Regions from separate parts of the Homo sapiens genome. Here region 2 is linked to region 1. A link is an interaction called in ENCODE POLR2A ChIA-PET data of the cell type or tissue named here. Cell type or tissue: A673. All regions are shown on one strand. Links, peaks and the distances in the headings refer to the core of each region. The heading gives the core; the rest is flanking DNA.

Evidence for each region. Peaks named below come from ENCODE experiments on the same cell type or tissue, not always from the same donor. Only the 100,000 strongest peaks of a DNase experiment are listed, where the experiment ranks them.
Region 2: POLR2A ChIA-PET joins it to region 1 with 8 read pairs; 3 of 35 experiments call an interaction of 5 or more read pairs at or near these places.

The regions. Positions count from the first base shown.
Region 1 is chr5:123,449,611-123,454,980 of GRCh38, forward strand. No RefSeq gene overlaps it. Among named protein-coding and RNA genes, the nearest start is that of CEP120, 29 kb to the left of the region's middle. In A673, for the core only: no CTCF peak of the experiment used is centred there; DNase peaks (open chromatin) are centred at 1,221, 3,001 and 5,121; H3K4me3 peaks cover 1,305 bases; H3K27ac peaks cover 4,078 bases.
Region 2 is chr5:123,398,314-123,403,678 of GRCh38, forward strand. It overlaps CEP120 (centrosomal protein 120), which reads right to left. Exons shown (of 20, transcript NM_001375405.1): 5 at 823-971. It also overlaps the pseudogene KRT8P33. Among named protein-coding and RNA genes, the nearest start is that of CEP120, 22 kb to the right of the region's middle. In A673, for the core only: no CTCF peak of the experiment used is centred there; no DNase peak of the experiment used is centred there.

The sequences.
Region 1 (5,370 bases), core at 371-5,370:
GATATTCTCTTTGTTATACTGGATATTAGGCATGCCTGTCCATTGCCCCAGAGGCTTGACACTGTCTCTATCTTCTAAGGCTGTAAGCAAACCTTTGTTCAGAAGCGCAACACTTTCTCCATTTGCCAAGTCCATTCACTATACAAACACCCTTGAGATTATCCACAAAAAAGGGCAGTCACAATATGTGCATAAATGTGAAAGACCCACGGAGAATTGTCTCCCAACCAGTATATACATATTGCAACAGTTCTCAGTTCTGAAAACACTGACTAATAGATTAATGACTTTCTTCTAGAAATCTTATCCTTCCATGATCCAGTTCATATAAATTAGAGCTAGATAAATCTATTACCTAGGCTAGTCTACTTGGAGGTAAAGGCGGATTTGTGGTAATATATAATGGCACATATACATTTGTTTTCAATTCATGTCCTTTCACATACTCCTTTTTCCCGTTAATATTTCTAATTATTTTAATCATTGCAAGTTTTCATAATGATTATTTGGTTTCTATTTTTCTCTCCTTTAGAACTGTTAAAAGTGTTCTGATTCTGATTTTAGCTCTGTAAAATAACTCACTGCTTTTGAGTCACTCCTGAATCTTGAAAATTTTGAAAGGTTAGTAAAATGTTATGCTGTTTCATTGTTGCTGTGGTAGCTACAGTTTTCTTTTCCCTTCTGCTTTTTGTGCCTTTGTTTATGTCATGCTACAAAATACTTTCGATCCTTTCCTGATAACTTGTACCAGACATAATGTCTCCTATCAGAGATCTAAGTCTGCAGCAGAAAATATCTGTTGTGTATTTATGCTAATTGGAACATACTGTCTTGTTTTCTCTTCTTCAATGAGATGAAGAAAACAATAATTTTGTCTCATTTAATTTTTTTAGAAAGAAATTTTGCATTTTACACAGAATAAGAAAATTGTTGGCTTTTTAAAATACAGCAGATAACTTTGAAAAAAATTCCCTGTCATATGTGGTTAAACTCTAAGGGAAAAATTATGACAATCATTTCTAATTTTTGCAACTATAATTGTCTATGGCAGATTCATTTGATGTGGATATTAGATTTGTAGGGAATAGAACACTCTTGAAGTCTGCTATCCTTTTATTATAAGCAAGCTGCTCACTGTAAGAATAAAAACAGTTTTAGCCACTTTAAAAGCTCATTATTTTGAGGGGCAGGCTTTGGCTTGACAACTAGAACAAATTCTGGCTCATGGCCAGCTTTGTTTCCTTTCATACAAACACTCAGTGATTAACTAGACTCACAGAACCTTAGTGTGGAACATGTAGTAGGAATCATTCAGTTCCACTGGTTTTCAACCTCTTATATGGTATAAATCCACCAAACTCCTGGGTCTCACCATAACAGAAAAAAACAGTAAACAACAACAAAATGCAAACACAAAATTTTATGAGTTTTGTGCTTCCTTTCATTATAATAATGTCTTAAAATTTGTTCAAAAAACTCAGGCCTGCCATCTATGCTACATATATATATTTGTGGTAAATTAGTAGTGGTTGAGATCCACTGCGAGTTTCAAGATTAGAAAACAGGCTTGATTAGCTGAGGTCGCACAGCTGTTTGGTGGCAGAGTCAGGATTAGGGCCCTACATCTCTTCATTCTCAAATATGTTTTTCAATATCTTGCCTCCTGGGGCACTGAACAGATGCTCAGTTGCCCCTGGAGTGATCTAAACCCTGCTTCTCTTTATGTCTGTATTCTGGGTGGGACTTTATTTGATAAACGAGTTAGCCACAGGCATAAATTAGGCAGTTTTCACTAATGTCCAGAGGTCACTAGGGTACCATTAGTAAAATAGGGTTTTATCTTAACTAAAAGGGCATCCTAGTAGCCTGAAAGAATTTATGAACCTCCAAACACATTAAACCAGAACTGAAGACATTTAGTATAGTCATTTAACAAATAATCCAACACTTCTATTCTCTCAAAAATTATTTAACAATCTACATTTTTCACTTGATGAAAATTTTATCACATTTTCTTCACATATGTACCTTGGTGACTATGAATCACTGATTGGTTGCATATTCACTCATCTGGGTCACATACTTTTATTGAGTGACGGAAGCTTGGGAATAAAGATGAATCCAATACTCCCTGAATTCAAGGCACTCAAAATTTAGGAAAGAATAAAAAATATATAAATGAAAAGTCATTCAACTTGAATAAGACTACAGAGCACAAATTGTAGTATAATATACTTACTTTCAAAAGATATTATAAAATCGCTGCTTTTGTGATTAATAAAGAATCCTATTATATTAAGATAATCATAACTACTAATGGAAAAGCCATAGCACACAAATATATAGTTTAAAGAATAATTACTTACTAATTTAAAATAATCTACATAGTTTTCTAAAAACTTACATGTATATCATCTTATTTAATCTTGGAAACAATTCTGGGAAGTAAGTAGGATATACAGTGCTATCATCATTTTATAAGTGAAACTCAGAAATTTGGCCCTTAATATACGGTAACCAACAAATACACTGCAAAGTTACCAGGATGTATGTCCCTCCCGATCTCTCCCCTTAGGTACCTGTGAGCTGGGCCCAAACTTAATACAGCGTTTAATCCCAGACAGTGTTTTGGGGCCCTGATCCTTTCCTCCTTTGCCTATCACAGGAAGCCAGAAAGAAATGTAAATTTACTCTTGATTCCAGGTTCCTTCAGCCTGGAGTAAAAACTTAAACAGAATACAACCCAGACGAAAAGGTTGAAGGAAAAGGTCTCAAACCCTGACAGGCTGAATTCTCAAAGACCATAACTAAAAAAAACAAATCAAAATGCTATGTTTAAAAAGCTTTTCTACCTCTCCTAACAGTCAAGCCAGACCCTTCTCCTATTAGATGCAAACACGATCTTTAATCTATAATGCATCTGCTTTCACAACATAGAATGATTAAAAGAGAGGAAGGCTCCCCTCCGTGCCCTATTCTACTTCCTCTCTATGCTTCTCTAAGTAGCTGATTACTATGAACCCTGCATGTTTCCGGCGATGTTTTTGGAGCTCTTTCCTTTGTTGTCATCTACTAGATTCAGAGCTTCTCATTAAGGAAATTAATGTAAGTATAGTAAAATATGTGGCCAAAAGAGTCAAAATTGAACTAGGTTTTGCTCATTCCATGTCCATTCCATATACCAAGCTTCCTCAACTACTCTTTTTGCATTTTTTACCTTCACTAATTTGACAGCTATTCATGAGTGTTTAGATACAGTTGTCAAATTAATAAATAATTCTAAAGTGCCATTTTTCCTGCAAATCCAATGATACTTAGACAACTTTTGGCTAGGCAATGCATAGGCGTGGTGGCTCTTGCCTATAATCCCAACACTTTGGTAGGCCAAGGCGGGCAGATCACTTGAGGTCAGGAGTTTGAAACCAGCCTGGCCAACATGGAGAAACCCCATCTCTACTAAAAACACACAAAAAATTAGCCAGGCGTGGTGGCAGGCTCCTTTATTACCAGCTACTTGGGAGGCTGAGGCAAGAGAATCGCTTGAACCCGGAAGGTAGAGGTTGCAGTAAGCCGAGATGGTACCACTGCACTCTAGCCTAGGCAACAGAGCGAGACTGCGTCTTGGGAAAAAAAAAAAAGAGAAAACTTTCAATGCTAATTAATTTATCATAATATAAACAGTTTCTAATGTTTACTTAGATTTATAAGGGTTGGACGATGTTCCTGAAAGAAAATAGAAAGTCACATAGGTAACCTGATTGATCTCAGACCAGTGTGTTTAATACTGCAAGGCAGTATAGTAAAGGGGTAAAGAGAGAAGTCTGGGGTCAGATTGTCTGGGTGGGTCTGATTTTGGGCTCTATATTTATTACTGTGTCACCTTAGGTAAGTCATTTAACTTTTCTGCGTCTCAGTTTTATCATCTAAAAAAAAACCCTTAAGATAATAATAGTATCCAACTTAGAAAGGCGATGATTTAGGACTTGTAAGATGCTCAGAAGAAATGTTGTCTGTGGTCATTATTGCACATAGGCTAATATTGAGGGGAGAACACTGGTTCATTCCCCTGCCTGTGATTTCAGGAATTCTGCCCCACTTAAAGTCTTACCAATATATGTCTGGATTCCCCATTTAAGGTTTTCATGGGCTTACAAAAACTCAGATCCTGCCTAAGCTACCTGAGGGTACGTTTTACCTCCCCTGCTGCTGGTCCTGTGACAAGGCTAATGTCTAGCCACACCAGGGTGCCTCCCCTAGATGCTCCCAACATTGGATTTCCAGGAGTCTTACTGTACCAAAGCCAAGGTCTTTTCCACCCAGAAGGGAAGGGAATACTTAGCCTCCTGCCTCTTGATGCCACATTCTACTCCCTTGAGTGCTTTAGGGAATTTGCTTCGATGCTTCATGCCTACTACGCCTTTCTCTTTAAACTTCACGCTTGGGGCCCTGGCTATGAAACAGGGATACCTGAGGCACAAAACCTCCCTACCTCTCCCGTTTTTCAAAGAGCAACTCTCTGGCAAATGGACTCATGAAAGTCCTGCTTAAAAGTTCCTCAGACATGTTTGAATGGGCTTAAATCTTACTTTAGGCTCAGTCCAGGACTCTGATTCCCCTTTCCTGGTTACATAAAGATGCTAATAAAATCCTGAAACCCCCTTTAAGCAATCAGCAAACAGAATCTCCTCTTAGTTTTCCCTTTTGGGCAACTGTATATGCCTGCACTGTATTCAGTAAACATATTTCCTAAACAAAGTAAAGCTTTCCATATGCTTTTGTGATTTTAACACATTACTGATTGAGCACAGTAAAAGCCTGAAATGCATGCAGTGCTAGTAAGATAGTCCCATGGGTATCTACTTCCTTAAACAACTTTCCCTCAAAAGTACTAAATGTCTCCATAATATCAACTATTGATAAAGTTCTCAATTCAGTGTTATGTCAGTTGAGGCAACCCACTGATTTATATTTCCTAGAAGGCTTTTTCTTTGAGAGTTAGAATGGTAGACAGAAAAGGAAATTAATCTACATGAAACTCTAAGGGAAAAATGTAGGTTTACAAGTAGTGAGGAATGGCGAACTATTTTTTTTTTTTCTGCAGGACATTTCTGATGAGTCATGTTTATATGCACAAGTATGTATACCCACTGTTACTACAGGCATAGTAGAGATACAGTTGGCTGCAGGCTGTACACAATAATCTGAAGCCTGGCTGTAAACCTTCTCTTCACATTAATCTGCCACACACTCTGATGATTAGGAATCCCTGATCCACTAATAATCTTTTCTACTATGAATATATAGCTGAACAATTTGTGATTACAGTTGCTAATATATCCTGAAGTACATCTAACCTCCAGTTGATGTCCC
Region 2 (5,365 bases), core at 1-5,000, 52 kb before region 1:
GGCAATCTACCATGAGCCCTGAGCATCCCTGGACATTCTTGCAGAGTATGGCAAGACTGCAAGGCCCAGACCACTCTTTTACTCAGCCCATTTCCCAGGGTTGTTTAAGCAGCTTGAGAGATAAGGTAATGTGTCTTCCTGGACAAAGACTAGGCCTGCTTACTGCTTACAATGAAAGTGGCAGGTTCCCCAAATTCAGTTTCCTCAGCTGTGATAAAACCCACTATGTGTAGAGCAACCACCTGGGCCCCTCTGTGTAGTCCCCATGGGACCTGGGGTAAGGGCAACTGAAGGAAATATACCAATATTCATGTTCTTGCTCTGCTACTAAGGGTAATAAATTCTTTTGTTTCTGATCCAAGAACCTGTGTCTTCTGCTAGCATCCATGACAGTAACAGCTTAATTTATTAGTTTATAAACAAGATAAAATAGAACCCAAAACTCTATAGGCATTAAGTATTAGTGGCAGAAAGTATTCCTGACATTGTAAGTTTCTCCAAAAAGTAAATCGTTCACAAATTTAAAAATCCTTCCATGTCAGTCCTTACAATGCCACACAGTACAATGGAAAACAATGTTAACTGATGGCCATTCTCCTAAATCCTGAGAGATTTATTCTCTTACAATCAAGATCATCAAAATCTATTTTTTCTAAATTAAGAAGTTTTCTTTCCAGTATGAAAGAAAACATGTTTTGAACTCATTTTTCAAAAGTTAAAAAAAAAAAGTCTACTTGCAAGTCTTTTTAATACCTGAAAGGTAAAATGTTTTACATAGTTTTCAAATTATTCGTAAGTCACCAATCTCATGAAAAGTCTCACCTGTTCCAACTGGGTAGCAAATGCTATGGTCACTGACATAATAAAGGAGTCAGTACAGTATTCTGCTGGTCCAATCTGATGGTAGCCTCCCTCTTCATTCAGCACAGCCACAATGTCCCTGGGGTCAAGTCCAGCCAGGATGGCAGGTACTTTACAGAGAAAAACACGATTAAACTACATTGTAGTTTGTCATAAACCATTATAAGATTTTTAAAACTGATTATATTTTGTAATTTGCTTGGTAATTTTCATGAATACAGTTAATATCTAATAAGGTTTCCTTTACTCTCTTACATACTCACCAAAGAAACCTTACTTAACCAGCATTGTCTTTCTGTATGTAAAAGTAAAATTCTGGAGTAACATTTTTAAAACCTTAAGGTAATAAACCACATAGAAAAGGCATCTAACATAGGTTTTACAGTGAATCTAAACTGGAAAGTGAATAAGCTAGATATGGCTAAGAAGAAAAGGGCAGCTGAACAGGGAATGGGGGAGTAAAAAAAAGAGTGTTCTAGACAGAAGGGACAGTATGTACAAAAACACAGAAGCAAGAGAAAGCATGTGTGAGAAAACTGACACAGGCATAGGGTGCCAGATCACAGAGTGAGAACCGACATACAGAGGGAGGTGGGGCTGGATAAGCAGAGGCCATATCATACAGTCCTTCTGTATGCTATCCAGAAACATTTTTGGATAGTTTTCTAAGAATAAGAGAAAATCATGAAACTAGTTTTGAGAAGAAAACTGACATAATCAAATAGGCTTTAGTATGAGGAGACTGAAGAGGGACAAGGTTTTTCAAATTGATTTAAAAAACAAAAAACATACACAACTAAAATAATTGATAATATCCAATGTTGAGGAGAACGCAGGAAAGTGAATGCTCTCAATGTTGGCAGGTACATGCTAGAATAACCAATTAGAGGGTGATATATCAGGGCCTATCAAAATTTTACATGTGCATACCCTATAAACGAGCAATCCTTCTTCTAGGAGTTAATCCTAAAGAGTTGTGCTTACAGTAGCAGTGGCTGAAAACAGTATAATAATTAAGAGCACAGATATCTAAGTCGCATAGACCAAGGTTCCAATCCCAGTTCTGTCCTTGACTTGTTGCACAGGGAACCCATATCCATCTCTTTTAGTCTCCATTTTTTTTTTTCTAGAAAGCTTTTATAGAGTTGTTGAAAGATCAAATCAAATAATGAAAGCAAAGCATTTAGCACAGACTCTGACCCATTAAGCACTTTAATAAAGGCAGCCGTCATACAATAAGGCCAATAGAGCTTAGAAGTTAAAATAAGTATGACATGTTCTCACTGACAGGGAAGGGAGTTACAAATAGGGTGAAGATGAAAACTAGAATCTTGCGGTGCTGGAATGGAATTGAAGGTGTCAATCTGAATTGACAATATATATACTGAAGCGTCTATATACATATATATAGAGCAGCATCAATTCAGATATCATATATATACATATATATACACATAAATACATACATATACATATATATATGGCTTTTTTTTTTTTTTTGCAGAGCTAGCTGAGGTTTTATTTTGGACCAAAAAAAAAAAAAAAAGCAACTGAATTGTTTTGTAGCTGGAGGCATGGGCAAAGGGGGGGTCCCCAGGCAGTAAACTCCCCCGCGGGTGGACTGAGGCCTAGGGCTGAGCCTCAGGTGGGTCTCCTGTTCCCAGTGCTACCCTGCATAGTGACCTCCCTCCCAGGCTCTGGGGCAGCGCAGGAGGGGTAGGCTGGGAGGGGCTGCCACAGCTGTTCACTTGGGCAGGACGTCAGAGGACTCGGACACCAGCTTCCCATCACGTGTCTCGATCTTCACAACCACGGCCCTGGAGTAGCTGGTGCGGCTGAAGGAGCTGGCGCCCAGGCCGTAGCTGAGGCCGGGGCTTGTGAGGCCCCCACAGGCCGAGCTCAGACCACTTGCATAGCCGCTGGTGGTCTTCGTATGAATACTCATGTTCTGCATCCCAGACTCCAGCCGGCTCTCCTCGCCCTCCAGCAGCTTCTTGTAGGTGGCGATCTCGATGTCCAGGGCCAGCCTGACGTTCATCAGCTCCTGGTACTCACGCAGCTGCCACGCCATGTCCTGCTTGGCCCGCTGCAGGGCGGCCTCCAGCTCGACAACTTGGCGTTAGCATCCTTAATGGCCAGCTCTCCACACTGCTCGGCATCTGCAATGGCGGCCTCCAGGAAAGCCCTCTGGCCTTTGAGGCCCTCATTCTCAGCCTGGAGCCGGCTGATGTTCCGGTTCATCTCGGAGATCTTAGTCTTTGTGCACCGCAGGTTATCCCCATGCTTCCCAGCCAGACTCTGCAGCTCCTCATCCTTGATCTGGTACATGCTCTCAGCCTCGGCCTGGCTGCGGTTGGCGATCTCCTCGTACTGTGCCTTGACCTCAGCGATGACGCTGTTCATGTCCAGGGAGCGGCTGTTGTCCATGGACAGCACCACAGATGTGTCTGAGATCCAGGACTGCAGCTCCCGGATCTCCTCTTCATACAGCTGCCTGAGGAAGTTGATCTCATCAGTCAGCCCTTCCAGGCGAGACTCCAGCTCTACCTTGTTAATGTAAGCTTCATCCACAATCCTTCTTGATGAGGACAAATTCATTCTCCATCTCTGCACGCTTATTGATCTCATCCTCATACTTGTTCTTGAAGTCCTCCACCAGCCCCTACATGTTGCCAAGCTCCGCCTCCAGCTTCAGTTTCTCCTAGCCCAGAGTCTCCAGCTGCCGCCTAAGGTTGTTGATGTAGCTCTTGAACATGTTGTCCATGTTGCTCCCGGCCGTCTTCTGCTGCTGCAGGAGGCTCCACTTGGTCTCCAGCATCTTGTTCTGCTGCTCCAGGAACCGTACCTTGTCTATGAAGGAGGCAAACTTGTTGTTGAGGGTCTTGATCTGCTCCTTCTCCTGGGTGCACACAGCCTGGATGTCGGGGTCCACCTCCAGGACAAGGGGGCTCAGCAGGCTCTGGTTGACTGTGACCGCGGTGATGCCTCCCATGCCGCTGGCCCCACCACAGCCGCCGCCCAGGCCACCCCGAAAGCAGCTGCTGCCCACTTGGGAGAAGCTTGAGGAGCTGATGTGGGCACCGGGCCCACTTGTGTAGGAGTGGCTGCTGAAGGCCCGGGGGCCAGAGGTGGACACCTTGTAGGACTTCTGGGTCCCCTAATGGACATGGTGGAGGCAGGAGTGGAGGCAGGCGGGCCGAACCAGGCAGAGATCCTAGAAGGAGCGGAGAAGCTGCTTCTTGGTCTGTTTTTTGTTTTTTATTGAGACAGAGTCTTGCTCTGTCACCCAGGCTGCAGTGGATCTCGGCTTACTGCAACCTCTGCCCCCCCGGATTCAAGCAATTCTGCTGCCTCCGCCTCCTGAGTAGCTGGGATTACAGGCTTGTGCCACCAAGCCAGGCTAATTTTTTCTATTTTTAGTAGAGAAGGGGTTTCACCATGTTGGCCAGGCCAGTCTCAAACTCCTGGCCTCAAGTGATCCACCTGCCTCAGCCTCCCAAAGTGCTGGAACAGGCGTGAGCCACCGCACCTGGCACTGTTCAATGTATATTGATAAATATAAGCAAAATGGTGTATATGTGCTATGGTTTCAATGTGTCCCCTCCAAAACTCAGGTGTTGAAACTTAATGGCCAATGTGATGGTATTAGGAGATATGGTCTTAAACAGGTGATTAGGTCATGAGAGCTCCTCCCTAATGAATGAGATCAGGTGCCCTTATAAAAAGGCTTGGTGGAGAGAGTTCCTCTCTTGCTCTTCAGCCTTCCAATATGTGAGGATGTAGGACGAAGTCCCTCACCAGATGCCAGTGCCTTGATCTTGAACTTCCCAGCCTCCAGCACTGCGAGAAATAAATTTGTTCTTTATAAATTACCCAGTCTGTAGTGTTCTATCATAGCAGCACAAAACAGGTAAGACCATATGTATATATACAAATGTGTGTATGTATTTATATGTGTGTGTACACATATATGCACAAATTCCCTCACTTTGTCTACTGAAAGGGCCTGGGAACAGTGACACCTCGATATCAGCTAACATACCTAGCACCTAGATCTTGGCTTCTAAAAATCATTCTTTACCGAAAGGAAGCAGGGCTCCTTAGAGAAATGGCTGAATCCAGAGCTGAGACAGAGTAAGCACAAGATGAGCTTGGAACATCTTGCTGTGCCTGAAAATATTTGTTGATAAGTTCAAAGAATCATGGAGACATTCAAAAGGAAACAAAAGCAACTTAAAAGGGCTGCCCAAATCTGGGACAAACAATTAAGCGTAGTTAAATATTGTAAAACACTAAATAAAAAGAGAAAACTGTAAATTCACACTGATATAAATAAACGAATTGAAGGTCTAATGAGAAATTGAATATATTCATAATTTCACAATTCTGCCCCACAAAAGAGTTATTAATTACAAAGGAAAAAAGAGCAAGTTTACAGTTGAGAGCACTAACATACAACACTTTAATCAAGTAATCAAAGTTAGCATCAGAAATAGGACAAATC